3 separate regions of the Homo sapiens genome follow, and all the other regions are linked to region 3. Evidence: read pairs that join two places in POLR2A ChIA-PET (ENCODE). Cell type or tissue: Panc1. All regions are shown on one strand.

Region 1 (5,000 bases), 140 kb before region 3:
ATTCACAAAGTTGCACAACCATCACTACTTTCTAATTTCAGGACATTTTCATCCATCACCCCAAGAATCAATCCAATACCCACTAGTAGTCACTCTTCATTCCACCCACCACTCCAGCCCCTAGAAACTGCTGATTCTTTTTGTCTCTATGGATTTTCCTATTCTGGACAGTTCAAGTTCATTTTCATGTTTATCTATGTTGTAGCATGTATCGTACTCCTTCATTTATTTGTATGGTTGGTTAATATTTTATTGTATGGATATATACATTTTGTTGACTCGTTCATCAGTTGAGGGACATTTGGGTTGTTTCTACTTTTTGGCGATTACAAATAATGCTTCTATGAACATTCACGTGCCAAGTGTTGGTATGAAATACATGCTTTCAGTTCTCTTGTGTATGTACCTAGGGATGGAATTGCTGGATCATATGGTAATTATATAACTTTAAGGGAACTGTCAAACTGTTCTCCATAGTGGCTGTACCTTTTTTTTTTTTTTTTTTTTTGAGATGGAGTTTCACTCTTGTTGCCCAGGCTGAAGTGCAATGGCGCAATCTTGGCTCACTGCAACTTCTGCCTCTTGGGTTAAAGTGATTCTCCTGCCTCAGCCTCCTGAGTAACTGGGATTATAGGCGCCTGCCACAATGCCCGGCTAAATTTTTTTGGGTTTGTTTTTGTTTTTGTTTTGAGACAGAGTCTCACTCTGTCTCCCAGGCTGGAGTGAGTGCAATGGCGCGATCTCGGCTCACTGCAACATCCAGCTCCTGGATTTGAGCGATTCTCCTACCTCAGCCTCCCGAGTAGCTGGGATTACAGGCGGCTGTCACCACGCTGGGCTAATTTTTTTTGTATTTTTAGTAGAGACTGGGTTTCACCATGTTGGCCAAGCTCATCTCAAACCCCTGACCTCACGTGATCTGCCGCCTCGGCCTCCCGAAGTGCTGGGATTACAGGCGTGAGCCACTGCACCTGGCCCAATTTTTTGTATTTTTAGTAGAGACGGGGTTTGCCATGTTGGCCAGGCTGGTCTCGAACTCCCGACCTCACATGATCCACCCGCCTCAGCCTCCCAAAGTGCTGGGATTACAGGCATGAGCCACTGCGCCCAGCTGTGGCTGTCCTATTTTACATTATGAGAGTTCCAGTTTTTCCGCATTCTTGACAACACTTGTTAATTTGGTATTTTTTATTATAACCATCCTGGTAAGTGTGAATAGCATATCGTATGGTGGTTTTGATTTGCATTTCCCCAGTGACTAATGATGTGGAGTATCTTTTTATGTGCTTATTGGCTATTTGTATATCTTCTTTGGAGAAATACCTGTTCAAATATTTTGCCCACTTAAAAAATTAAATTATTTGTCCTTTTCTTGCTGAGTTGCAAAGAGTTCTTTATGTATTCCGGTTACTAGAATACTAGACCCATACCAGACACTTCATGTGCAAGTATTTCCTCCCATTCTGTGGGTTGTTCTTTCACTTTCTTGATAATATCCTTTGAAACACAACGTTTTTAATTTTGATGAAGTTCGGTTTCTCTATTTTTTCATTTGGTTGCTTGTGCTTTTGGCACCATATAGAAAAAACTATTGTCTACTTCAAGGTCACAAGGATTTACATCTATGTTTTCTCGTAAGGATTTTCTAGTTTTAGCTGGAACAGCATCATTTGTTAAAAAAAAAAAAAACAAAACTATCATTTCTCCATTGAATGTCTGGGCACTCTTGTCAAAAATCAATTGACCAGGCTAGGCCTGGTGGCTCATGTCTATAATCCCAGCAATTTGGGAGGCCAAGATGAGAAGATCGCTTGAGATTAGGGGGTCTGAAACCAGCCTGGGCAACATAGTGAGACCCCTGTCTCTACAAAATTAAAAAAAAGAAAATTAGCTGAACTTGGTGGTGTGCACCTGTGGTTCCAGCTACTAGGGAGGCTGAGGCGGGAGGATCACTTGAGCCCAGGAGATTGAGGCTGCAGTGAGCAGTGATCATGCTACTGCATCCAGCCTGGGCAACAGAACAAGACCCTGCTTCTTTAAAGAAAAACAAAAGTCAATTGGCCATAGATGTATGGGTTTATTGACACAATTACTTGTTAAGTGATATTTAGGAAGTAAGCTACAGTAGGGTCCATGTAGTCACACCATGTAAGGGGTGTGGCAGAGGGAAGAGGATGAATGAGACATTTGGAGTCCTGCAGACCTTTGTTTCCATTCCAGATCCACTGTAACCCAGGCAACCTGTTTCATTTTGCCTTTTAAGAAGTGACACAATATATCACACAGAACACATTCTCATAAAAAAACACCAACATCAGAATGTCCCTGAGGCTCAGTTTCCTCCTCTGTCATGTCTAAGCCCCAGAGCTGATGTGAGGCCTAGGGTTGGGGGTGGGGGACAGCGGGGAGAAGAAGGGTATTCCAGATGGGGTCAAGGGCACTGGTAAGAGCTGGAGGCTGGAAAGTGCAGGGATGTGACATGGGGACAAAGTGAGGAGCCTGCAGGCCAGGGGTGGTGTTGACAGGTTGCCTCTCCTGTCCTGCATTTGGTGAAAAAACAAGACTCTGGAACCTGAGTCACAGCTCAGAAGACACCTCCCACGTCCCCCTGGAGAGCCTCATAGTACAGAGGCCAGCCAGATCCTCCAGGTACGAGCCTCCCTCACCCCTGCGGCGGGGTGGCCGGGAGCATGCTGCAGGGACGCTGTTGGCTGCGTCAAGTCTGGGGCCGGGAGGTAGTTGGGGGCTAGCTGGGGGCTTTTGTTTCTTGTTTTGTGTGTGAGTAAGTGAGATGAGCAGGTCAAGGAGAAGACAGTGCCTGAGGAAGGTAAGAGGAAGCCCATTTATTGGGCACCTCCTGTTTGCCAAAAGGCACTTTGTGGACTTCATCTCAGCTTCCAATCACCCAGAGAAACAGGAGTTATGAGGTTCATCCCCATTCCACAGGACAGGAGACTGAGTCAGAAGGGAGGACACATTTGCCCAAGCTCACACAGCCAGCAGGTGACAGGGCTGGGATTTGAACCCAGTTCCATCCGTCCTGAAGCACATGCTCTTCTATAATGACTAGTTACCCTAGAGAAGAGCGAGAAAGAGGAGTGGGGTGAGATACAGGGAGGCCCAGCAGAGGGACAGTCACACAGAGGACAATCAAGAGAGGCAGAAATGAAAAACAAGAGTTGAAAGAGCGTGAGGCCCTGGCCCGGCTGAGGCCTGGAGCAGGTCCTCAGGGAGCAGCTGAGGGCGGGGACGGCCGGAAACCGGCTCACCAAACCTGGAGCCAAGAACCATGCTTGGCCTGAGACATGGTGGAAAAGCTCTCACCTCAAGATACTGGTGGGGGAAACTGGCATGGGGGGAGCAGGGTCTGCCTGGGAACAGGACCGCGGGGTCGGATGGCCAGGAACTGCCAAGCAGGCCCATCATCTGGCTCAAGTAACTGCTGCGGCCGCCGGGCTGGCAGGCCCTCGCTGCTGGCCGTGCAGAGAGGCAAGTCCAGAGGCCAGGACGCAGGCAGCGATGACCAGGCCTTCCTGGAATGAGGGTTGTTCTTAGGACAAACCCTGTCACATGGCCTGCAAGTAGGGTGGCTGTATAGTTTACTGTTTCATCTGGGACACGTAAAAGTGTGAGGGGACAACAGGCGTACACGGGTATTTATGGGCCTAACTTCTGCAGCCCTGCTTGGCCAGGCCTGGCTTGTTTCTGGGGCAGCCTCCCAGGCTCTCTGCCCTCCACCTTCACTGCCAGGCCTCAGCCAACCCTTGGGGCCTCCCATTATCTGGAATACCTGTCTGTGTCATCTCCACACCTCTCCATACCCCTTCATCATTCCTATAACACCCTCAAAGCTCCTCCGGCAGGGCCAGTGTTCTCTCAAGCTATTCAAGACACTGTGAGCTTTCCCTTCGTGGCACTGATCACGATAATGAAATAAATTCTTAATTGTGTGCTTGATTGTTTCAAAGTCGGCCTCCCTCCTTAAGGGCAGACTGGGTCTGGCTTGTCCACTGCTGCATCCTGCACACCCAGCCCAAAGGCCCCGAAGCACACATGAATAAACCAACCCCCAGGCCCCATGCACGGCCACAGAGGTGTGTGCCCACCCTGGGAATTGTTTTTTTTTTTTTTTTTTTTTTTGAGATGGAGTCTTACTCTGTTGCCCAGGCTGGAGTGCAGTGGCATGATCTCGGCTCACTGCCACCTCTGCCGCCCCAGTTCAAGCGATTCTCCTGCCTCAGCCTCCCAAGTAGCTGGGATTACAGGTGCCTACCACCACGCCCGACTAATTTTTGTATTTTTAGTAGAGACAGCGTTTCGCCATGTTGGCCAGGCTGGTCTCAAACTCCTGACCTCAGGTGATCTGCCCGCCTTGGCCTCCCAAAGTGCTGGGATTATAAGTGTGAGCCACCGTGCCCTGCCCGCTCTGGTATTTTTGTTTTGTTTTCCTATACAAGGAAAGGAAAGGAAGGAGCTAGTCCTAAAAAAACAAAAAAACCTCTTGGGCACAATTCATACTTCTGATTTCTTCTACAGACACTGAGCCCCTTCAGGGAGGGACTGTACCCCCTTCTCTTCCCCAGTCTAGCTGTGGACCTGAATCAAGCTTAGGCTGAGCTCGATGAGTGACTACAATGTTGAATATCACCATGGTGGTCACAGAAAGTCAGAACAGGAAGGAATCCTAGAGATCATGAGATATGCAAGTGCTGAATCCAGACCCTGGGGTGTTGTAGGCACACAAAAAATTCATGTTCCTCCCTTTAGAGGTCATCTTGTTCAACCACCATCTTTTTCTTTAAAAATTTTTAAGTGTACAAGTTCACTTTAGCGTATTCATGAAGTTGTGCAATCATCTTACTACCCAATCCCAGAACACTGTCATCATCGCATAAGAAACCACATTACCTAGTAGCAGTCATGTCCCCCTGTCCCCTTCCCTCAGCCCCTGGCAACCACCAATTATCCTATTTTAAAAACAGAGAAACTGAGGCCCAGGG
Region 2 (5,000 bases), 330 kb after region 3:
GGGTGGGAATGCAGCTCCTGAAGGTCAGGAGCGAGGGGGCTTGAGAACATGAGGGTCGGGGCTGGCTGGGCTGGAGGTTCCATGTCCCATCCTGGGCCAGGGCTCTATGGGATGAATATTGTCCTTGGAGCCCTTGGGCCAGCCTGAAGAGCCTAAGGTTGGCATGCTGCCCTCCCCATACCTCTCTGCCCTCCGCACACCTCTCTGCCCTCCACACACCTCTCTGCCCTCCCCACACCTCTCTGCCCTCCGCACACCTCTCTGCCCTCCGCACACCTCTCTGCCCTCCGCACACCTCTCTGCCCTCCCCACACCTCTCTGCCCTCCCCACACCTCTCTGCCCTCCGCACACCTCTCTGCCCTCCCCACACCTCTCTGCCCTCCGCACACCTCTCTGCCCTCTGCACACCTCTCTGCCCTCCCCATACCTCTCTGCCCTCCGCACATCTCTCTGCCCTCCCCACACCTCTCTGCCCTCCCCACACCTCTCTGCCCTCCACACACCTCTCTGCCCTCCACACACCTCTCTGCCCTCCACACGCCTCTCTGCCCTCCACACGCCTCTCTGCCCTCCCCACGCCTCTCTACCCTCTCCACGCCTCGCTGCCCTCCCCACAACTCTCTGTGTCCCTTTCTGGCATAAGTCATCCATTCCTCAGGACGCCCAGTGTTCACCCCCCTAAATAAGACACATCTGCCCTGACTTATTCCAGCTCACTCTCCCCTAACCCCAGCCATACAGAGCAAAGGATTCCACATTTGCTGGCCTTCACGGGCTGTGTGATCATGAACAAGTTGCTGCCCGTCTCTGTGCTGCACCCTCCTGCACCGACGTTCCACAGTGTAATGAAGTGAGTCCCATATGGCACCGAATTTCTGGGACCCAGTGCATCAGGCCTTTAAGCTAGATTGCTCCGGTCTCCCTGCTAGACCTGGCTTCAGCTTAGGAATTTGAGGAAGAGGAGGTGGGGTAGGAAGAAAAGTCACTGAAAGGAATGCTGTACCATTGCCTTTATAGAATGGTAATGTTGAGAGAGAATGCACAGGTTACAGACCTTTCTCTGCCTTTGAGGTAATCATGAGCATTAACAACCCAACATTACACTGTAACAGCAGAGAACTGGCCTTGGGACTGGTGGGTACACAGAGAAGGCATGGCAGTCACTGTTTGTGGGGAAGGAGGAGGAAGATGAGTGTTCCTGGGTCAGGGTAGGCTGCAGTGAGAGGTGATGTCTGATCTGGGATTCTGAGGGATGGGCAGGAGCCCAGCAGTGCTATGGAGAAGGCACAAGCTTTGGAGCCATGAGATCTGAATTACGAGCTATGTGACTTTGACAAGCCACTCTGCCTCTTTAATTGAATTTTTTCAACTGTAAAATGGGGACAACGATGCTCCTTTCATTATTACTATGAGTGATAAATATTTTGATGTGTGTTGTACACTGGCGTGCTACACAGACAGGTCATCAGGAGAAGTGACTTCTCTGTCCTGGCCTTTCCTCTCACAAGGAGCAAGATGGCTCCCAGGAAGCAATGTTTCTTTAGAATTTGGAGAGCATAGAGGGCATGTAAAGGTGACCAGCTACATCCCCAACTTGGGCAGCCACATCAGTCAGATAAGAATCTTTCCTGCTTCCCACAGAAACTGGATCCTTGGAGACTTTTCCCACAAAGACCACAAAATTCTCTCACCTTCAGCTCAGTCTGACCTCTGATATCAATTTGGTAGCTTTCATCAAGGCTGAGCAGTATCTGGACAGTGCTTTGGCTGACATGAATTCTGTATGCTGAGAAGAAAGGCAGTCATCAGATCATCACCTGGTGACAGCATACCTAGTATTTGGTAAAATCATTAAGAGGCTGCGACGACTGCAGTTCCAATCAATCATACACATAGTGATGATTTATGCAATACCCTTCTTCTGGGCCTCTTGTCCCTCTAAATTGTTGGAACACTAAAAGAGACCCAGAGGCAAAGCAAATTACATAGGTTGAGTGCTAAGGGGAACTCACGATGGAGTCAGAACCCCTAGGAACATAATTTCTACTTGTAAGCAAGTCTGTGAAGGCTGAGTCTGAGAAGATACACAGTTTTTAGTTTTCTTTTAAGAGCAGGACTTCCCAGTAGAGCCATAGCGTCCAGCTATGCGGGATGTATGTACTCTGAACATTAAGGAGCAACTACCTACACAGCCAGAGGCAGAGGACCTGGGGCTTCAACATCTTAGCTGCTCTAGCCAAGCCATCATGGTAGCTCCTGCTGCCAGTAAGGGCCAAAAACGCTGGGGATGTCTTCATGGTGGTGTCAGGACTGCCCCAGCATAAAAGGAGGTGGCACGTGACCAATTAAAAAAAAAACACTTTAAAGGGTCTCCTCTTTGTACAATGGGGAAACTAAGGCCTACAGGAAGAACATTTTGCCCAAGGACACTAAGCAAGCCAGTTGCAGAGCCAGGGCTAGGACCCAGATTTCCTGCCTTTTGAGTCATTGTTTTCTCTGCTAATGCCCTCATGAGATCACCACAAATATTGTGTGGAAAGTTAAAAGAGCCAATGACGTATATCATCTCCGTCTATTAGGTTGGTGCAAAAGTAATTGCAGCTTTAGCCATTAGCTGTTTTTTTTCTTTCTTTCTTTCTTTTTTTTTTTTTTTTTTGCGATCTCGGTTCACTGCTCTGCCTCCCGGGTTTGGTGGTTCACGCCTGTAATCCCAGCACTTTGGGAGGCCAAGGCAGGTGGATCACAAGGTCAGGAGATCAAGACCATCCTGGCTAACATGATGAAACCCTGTCTCTACTGAAAATACAAAATATTAGCCGGGTGTGGTGGCATGCGTCTGTAATCCCAGTTACTCGGGAGGCTGAGGCAGGAGAATGGCGTGGTCATTAGTTTTAACGCCAAAATGGCTATTACTTTTGCACCAACATAGTAGTTGCTTTCCTGAAAAGTAGGGTACGCCGCCACCAGGTGGTGATTTGGTTACCAAGAACTATATTAAACAGCCAGGCCGCACAGGTTATTGAAAGAGTCTCTCCCCGGGCAGGATAGAAGTGTGAGATACTCATGCAGCCCTGTGGACTCCATCTGGGAAGCCGTGTTGACAGTGTCCCCAGAGAGGCAATACCAAGGCATCGTGAGACCCACGACCCCTGCTGCACAGGGCCCTGAAACTCGAATGTACCCAGTGAGCTCCAGCAGGTCTTGGACCAGAGAGAGAGCCCAGTGACAGCCTCACCCTTCTCTACCCTCCGTGCCATTCCCCACTGCACTTCCTGGGCTCCAGTTGCGGGGTGAGGATAAAGCTAACTGGAGTCTCCAATGACATCCAGAGAGGAGCTGATGCTTGTGCCAGGCTCTGTGCTGGAGGTGAGGGGCCGTAGATAGATCAGAGCCCCTCCCTGCTCTTGCGCAGCTCCCAGCCTGGTGGGGAGAGATGTGTAACCTGCAATCAAGGCTGTGATGAAAGAAGCACCAGGACTGTGCCAGCACCAAAAAGGGCCTCTAACCCAGCCCAGGGGACTTGCTGGAGAAGAGGATACATGTGCTCTGTTTTGAAGGATGAGAGAATGAGTGGGCAGGGAACAGCAGGTGCAGAGGCACAGAGGCAGGGAACCCGTGTGTGTGAAACTGCACACAGCAGAGTGTGGATGGAGGGCCATGCAGGAAGTGGTGGGAGATGCGGTTGGAGAGGCTATGGCAGTGGCGGGGCGGTGGTGGCAGCGCCAATGGACTTTATCCTGCAGGCGAGGGGAACCATGGTGGAAGGAGTAGGGACATGGGAAGGGTATACTCATGACTCTGAGGGCTCTCCCAGATCCATCCCAGCAATCATTTGGTTGTTTGCATGACCACAGAAGGTTTCTGTCCTGCCTCTTCCATCAGACTATCAGCATCACATATTCTCTTTTTTTTTTTTTGGAGACAGAATCTTACTCTGTTGCCCAGGTTGGAGTGCAGTGGCTCCATCTTGGCTCACTGCAACCTCCGCCTCCCGGGTTCAAGCAATTCTTGTGCCTCAGCCTCCTGAGTAGCTGAGATTACAGTCATGCACCACCACGCCCAACTAATTTTTGTATTTTTAGTAGAGACAGGGTTTCTCCATGTTGGCCAGGCTGGTCTCAAACTCCTGACCTCCTGTGATCCCACTGCCTGGGCCTCCCAAAATGTTCAGACTACAGGCGTGAGCCACCGTGCCCGGCCAGACTCTCTTATTTATAACATAATTAGGACCCCAAAATAATGTAAGGAAAAAGAAACGTAAAATGTTTTTACTATAGAGTTTTGAATCTCAGACATCCAGAAGCATGCCACTGGAGGCGTCCCAGCCAGCGCCCCAGGGAAGATTGGGAGATGGATGTGGCCCCCTCACCCTGGAGGCCCCTAGCCCATACCTGAATGCAGGCCAGCCCTGATGCAAATGGGCACGTTGGGTGCATGCCTCTTCCGGAAGTCACCCACAGAGCCAAGGATATCCAGAGCCATGTTATTGATCTCGGCCGCATGCTGACTGCCATTGCACTGAGGCAGCCCCCACACCACCATGTAGGCGTCCCCAATGGTCTCCACCTAGAAACCACAGCCTTCACAATCCAGCGTGAGAACATATCCTCGCTGGCCCACCACACATTCTGCTACACATGGCTGCTTCTCGGGAGTCCCAACCCGCCCCGTGGGTCTCTGGCCCGCAGTGCCATCTTTGCCAGGCCTCCAGTGCCAAGCACTTTAGCAACGATTGGATCTGTACATTTCAGATCACCTTTGTCTGTATTCCAGGTGACAGTGGCTTTTTTTTTTTTTTGTCTCTGGCCTCAGTCCACAAGCTCCTTGGTGGCAGAGCTGGGTACCCCATCTGCTCAAGGCCATACTGGCACATCAGGGATTAATTTGGAGAGGACCGTATATATTTAGAGGACGCCTCCAATTTTCCAAACCCTGCTGGCCTTCCAAAGGTTTACTGGAAAGAATGTAGGTTTTGGAATGAGACAGATGTAGGTTCAAG
Region 3 (5,000 bases):
AGCTCACACAGTTAACAGTAGGTCCTGATATGAAATTACATATTATTGATGAAAATGTTTTTCCACATTACCTGGATAATTTGTTTACCATTATATCTACCACATAAAAATTAAAAGTTGGTTCTAATAGTACATACAAAAACATGAAAACAAGAGCTCCATTCCGAGATGAAAATTTTACTCATAAAAAAGCTCTAAAGAGCTCCAAATAAAAACACCAACTTTACCTTAAATAAACATATACTTTTATAATCATCTAAAATTTTCCTGAAGACTAAATAATATTTAAAAGTGGTTACCTCAGCCGGGTGTGGAGGCTCATACATGTAATCCCAGCACTTTGGGAGGCCGAGGTGGGCGGGTCACTTGAGGTCAGGAGATTGAGACTAGCCTGGCCAACATGGAGAAATCCCACCTCTACTAAAAGTACAAAAATTAGCTGGGCGTGGTGGCACAATGCCTGTAATCTCAGCTACTTGGGAGGCTGAGGAGAGAGAATCGCTTGAGCCCAGGAGGTGGGGGAGGTGGCAGAAGTTGCAGTGAGCTAAGATAGCGCCACTGCACTCCAGCCTGGGTGACAGAGCAAGACTGTCTTTAAAAAAAAAAAAAAAAAAAGTAGTTACCTTGGGTGAGTAGAAATGGGGCACCAGGAACCGAAGAGTTTTGTTTTGTTTTGTTTTGTTTTAATCATTTTGAGTTTTTTTTCCAGACAAGCGCTCACTCTGTCGCCCAGAGTGGAGTGTAGTGGCATGAACACAACTCTCTGCAGCCCCGACGTCATGGGCTCAAGTATCCTCCCATCTCAGCTTCCCAAGTAGCTGGGACTACAGGCATACGTCACCACACCTCGCTAGTTTTTTTGGTATTTTCTGTAGCGACGGCATCTGGCCATGTTGCCCAGGCTGGTCTCAAACTCCTGAGCTCAAGTGGTCTTCCTGCCTCGGCCTCCCAAAGTGCTGGGATTATAGGCCCCCGGCAAAATCAGGATTTTAAGAACAAAACAGATACTTTTCAGCTCCAAATCTGTCTTCATCTTAAAGTGGCAGGATATAGGAATACCTTCCAACATTGGTAAATACTTACATTTCCAACCAGACACAGTGAGAGAGAGAAATCAAGTCAAACAGAGAGACACCAAGCTCTTCTATTACTCACAGTTCTACAGATCATAGAGGTCTCAAAATGTTTGGCACATAATCGATAATGTTTATTTAGCTGATCAGGTGTTTTATCTTCTAAGTCTGCTCTCCTACAGTTCTCCACCCACTTCTGGCATCTATAAATAAAACCAAAATACAATTATGAAAATGAGCTCAGCATTTAAATTTCAGCCTTCAGTTTTAAGGCAAACATACATTAATAACAACGGATTCCTGCTCCCCTCCCTGAGAACATAATTTGGAGAATTTGATTAATAACAAAATAACAGTTGGAAAAAACCTTAGAAGTCATTTAGTACCAACATTTCAATTACAGACAAGGTTAAGAAGTAACTTGTTTGGAGGGAAGTACAAAATCATCAGCAGAACTAGAACTGAAACCTGCATCTTCCAACTCCCAAAACATCAGAGAAGATTCAACCATCAGCAGAACAAGCAGAAAGCTGCATGCACAGCCACAAGGCTCACAGCTTAACATTCCCTTCAGGATTTCAACTTCAACAAGCATACAAAACAACACTGTCACTGTAGAAAATCAGCAATTAGGCCGGGCGTGTTGTCACGCCTGTAATCCCAGCACTTTGGGAGGCCAAGGCAGGCAGATCAGGAGGTCAGGAGATCGAGACCATCCTGGCTAACCCGGTGAAACCCCGTCTCTACTAAAAATACAAAAAATTAGCTGGGCGAAGCGGCGAGCGCCTGTAGTCCCAGCTACTCGGGAGGCTGAGGCAGGAGAATGGCGTGAACCCGGGAGGCGGAGCTTGCAGTGAGCCGAGATTGCGCCACTGCACTCCAGCCTGGGTGACAGAGCCAGACTCCGTCTCGGAAAAAAAAAAAAAAATCAGCAACTAGATGTTCTTTAAATAACTAGTTTCTAAGGGAAGCATAAAGGCTGTATTCGTTTATCTTCCTATGAACACAAATTATTATCTACAGTAATACGTGCTGACTAGATTGCAAGCTCCATGAATGCAGGGACTGTGACTACACAATCTAGTACACAAAAAGTGTTGAAGACAGAGAACAAGACAAAGTCCATGCCCTCTCGGTGCTTAAATATTTTCAGAAAAGCTAATAATAAGCACTTATTATGAGCCAGACACGTTCTAAGTCCTTTCCAAAGATGGGTACTATTAATATCCCCCTTGTGCAGATGAAGGCACAGAAATATTAAGTAACTTGCTAAAGTCACAACTAGATCTTTCCTCAAATTTCTTTTCTTTTCTTTTTTTTTTTTGAGACAGAGTTTTGCTCTTGTTGCCCAGGTTGGAGTGCAATGCCATGATCTTGGCTCACTGCAACCTCTGCTTCCCGGGTTCAAGCGATTCTCCTGTCTCAGCCTCCCAAGTAGCTAGGATTACAGGCATGCGTTACCACGCCTGGCTAATTTTGTATTTTTAGTAGAGACTGGGTTTCTCCATGTTGGTCAGGCTGGTCTCGAACTCCCGACCTCAGGTGATCTGCCCGCCTCGGCCTCCCAAAGTGCTGGGATTACAGGCGTGAGCCACCGCGCCCGGCCCATTCCTCAAATTTCTAAGAATAAAAGTTCTGCCGTGGATAAACAGTATCACAAATTATTTTTTTGAGATGGTGTCTTGCTCTTTAGCCCAGGGTGGAGTGCAGTGGTGTGATCTCAGCTCACTGCAACCTCTGCCTCCCAGGTTCAAGCAATTCTCCTGCCTCAGCCACCCAAGGAGCTGAGATTATAGGCGTGCACCACGACACTCAGCTAAGTTTTGTATTTATAGTACAGATGGGGTTTCAGCACGTTGGCTAGCTTGGTCTCGAACTCCAGATCGCAGGTGATCTGCCCACCTTGGCCTCCCAAAGTGCTAGGATTACAGGCGCGAGCCACTGCGCCCGGCCCAACATATTCCTTTATAATTAAATCACAGTATTTTTTTTTTATGTTTTAACACTATTGTCCACCTCCCCCCAACATACATGCCCCTGACACTTAATTCTCTCTACTCTAAAAATGTCAAATCAAGGTAAAATGCTATGATTTTTAAAAAACTACACCTAAATTGTACAGCATTTCATTTGACCAACAAGTATTACTGCTCACAGTAACGATGCCTAAGATGTTCACAATTTAATCACACTTTTACACAGTTGTACATTATGATTATAAACATTTCATGTTTCAAAATCCAAATATTAAGTATAAAAACGATCTCACTATAAAATAATTTGCCATACTGCTACAGTTGTTTGTTTTTTAAATTCTTAAATCTCTGGAGACCTTCCACACAGAGCAATACTGTACATATTACCTCCGAACTAAGTTGAAACAGCTTTCTGATATCAACAGCAACTCTTATTCAGACAATCAAGAACAGAATGGGCATCAGGCAGAGAGCCTAATCAAATACACCTGACTTTCTATATGAACTACTTAAGAATAAATCTAGTGAAAGAAGTGCAAGACCTCTAATAATCTTTTTAAAGCAAACTTAAATAAATACACAAGTTTATGAACTGGCACACTAAATTCCAAAGATGTCAATTCTCCCCAAACCCATTTACTAATTCAATATAATCACAAGCCCAGTAAGTTTGTGAGAGAGAGCAAGAGAAAGAAATGACAAATTATTCTAAAACTTTTTATACACAACATTAAAGAACCAGGGATAACCAAGATAATCTTGAGAGAGAGAGAGGAAAAAGGAGGTTGAAAGAATTACACTACCAGATATTAAGACTTACTGTAAAGCTTATTAAGACAAGTACTGGCAGAAGGACAGAACAGTGAAACAAAATAGAGCACTGCAGATACTTAAAGGTAGCTCTGAACAGCAGCAAATATGGATTTTTCTTTTCCAATAAATAGGGCCGAGTCAGCTGAATATCTACATGAAAAAAATAAATCTTAACTCCTACTTGTACACCATACACAAAAATAAGTTCCAAGTGATTGGAGATCTAAATATGAAAGGTAAAACAATAAAGCCACTAAAAGATAACACAGGAGATTATCTTCATGACCTTGGAATAAAGATCTCTTAAGGCAACAGCACAAATGCTAGAGGAAAAGATATATAAATTAGGCTACTTTAAAGTTAATAACTTTTCTTCATTAAAAGAAGCCATTTAAGAGTGAAATGGCAGACCACAAAATGTCAGATATTTGCAATACATATATCTAACAATGGACTCACATTCAAAATATATATGAAGAACTCCTACAAATAAATAACCCAACATAAAAATAGGCAAGGGGCCTTGAACAGGCACTTTATAATAAAAAGGTTATAAAAATGGCAATACATAGATGAAAAAAAAATGCTCGATCTCATTTGCCATCAGGGAAATGCTAATTAAAGCCAAAACAAATTACTACATACCCACAAGAATGACTACAATGTAAAAGAGGTAATACCAAATATTGGGGAGAAGGTGAAGTAACTTTGCCCATCAACAGCAGGATGGATAAATTGTGGTATATTCATTCAATGGAATACTACTTGGCTATGAAATGAACAAACTATCTACAATCTCACAAACGTAATGTTAAGCAGAAGAAGCCAGGAGTACATACTACATGATTCCTTTGATATGAAATTCTAGAACAGGCAAAACTCATTCATAGTGATTGTTCAGAAAAAGAGTTAACACAGCAGACCTCAGGCTGCTGTCCTTAGAAAGGCCTGTTTGTTAAGGACCTTGGGCTGGTATCCGGGAACTTGGTTGGTAAACAGTTCCATACACAGAAATAAAATTTTTCCTAACTGATAATGCAGCTCAATGTGCCTAGACTGCTTGTGCAAACAAGCACACCTGCTGAACACCTGCCATCCCTTCTGGGAATTTGGAATTTTATTATATGCCAGGCAGAGG

What was found. ChIA-PET counts read pairs that join two places held together with the same protein. Peaks named below come from ENCODE experiments on the same cell type or tissue, not always from the same donor. Only the 100,000 strongest peaks of a DNase experiment are listed, where the experiment ranks them.
Region 1: POLR2A ChIA-PET joins it to region 3 with 6 read pairs; 3 of 35 experiments call an interaction of 5 or more read pairs at or near these places.
Region 2: POLR2A ChIA-PET joins it to region 3 with 6 read pairs; 1 of 35 experiments calls an interaction of 5 or more read pairs at or near these places.

Annotation. Positions count from the first base shown.
Region 1 is chr11:76,221,975-76,226,974 of GRCh38, forward strand. No RefSeq gene overlaps it. Among named protein-coding and RNA genes, the nearest start is that of LINC02761, 8.4 kb to the left of the region's middle. RefSeq lists a cis regulatory region at 2,458-2,665. In Panc1, no CTCF peak of the experiment used is centred here; no DNase peak of the experiment used is centred here.
Region 2 is chr11:76,692,349-76,697,348 of GRCh38, forward strand. It overlaps the pseudogene GUCY2EP. Among named protein-coding and RNA genes, the nearest start is that of LRRC32, 24 kb to the left of the region's middle. In Panc1, no CTCF peak of the experiment used is centred here; a DNase peak (open chromatin) is centred at 2,517.
Region 3 is chr11:76,364,697-76,369,696 of GRCh38, forward strand. THAP12 (THAP domain containing 12) reads right to left here. Exons shown (of 5, transcript NM_004705.4): 2 at 1,156-1,276. Among named protein-coding and RNA genes, the nearest start is that of THAP12, 14 kb to the right of the region's middle. RefSeq lists an enhancer at 1,391-1,892. In Panc1, no CTCF peak of the experiment used is centred here; no DNase peak of the experiment used is centred here; H3K4me3 peaks cover 875 bases; H3K27ac peaks cover 461 bases.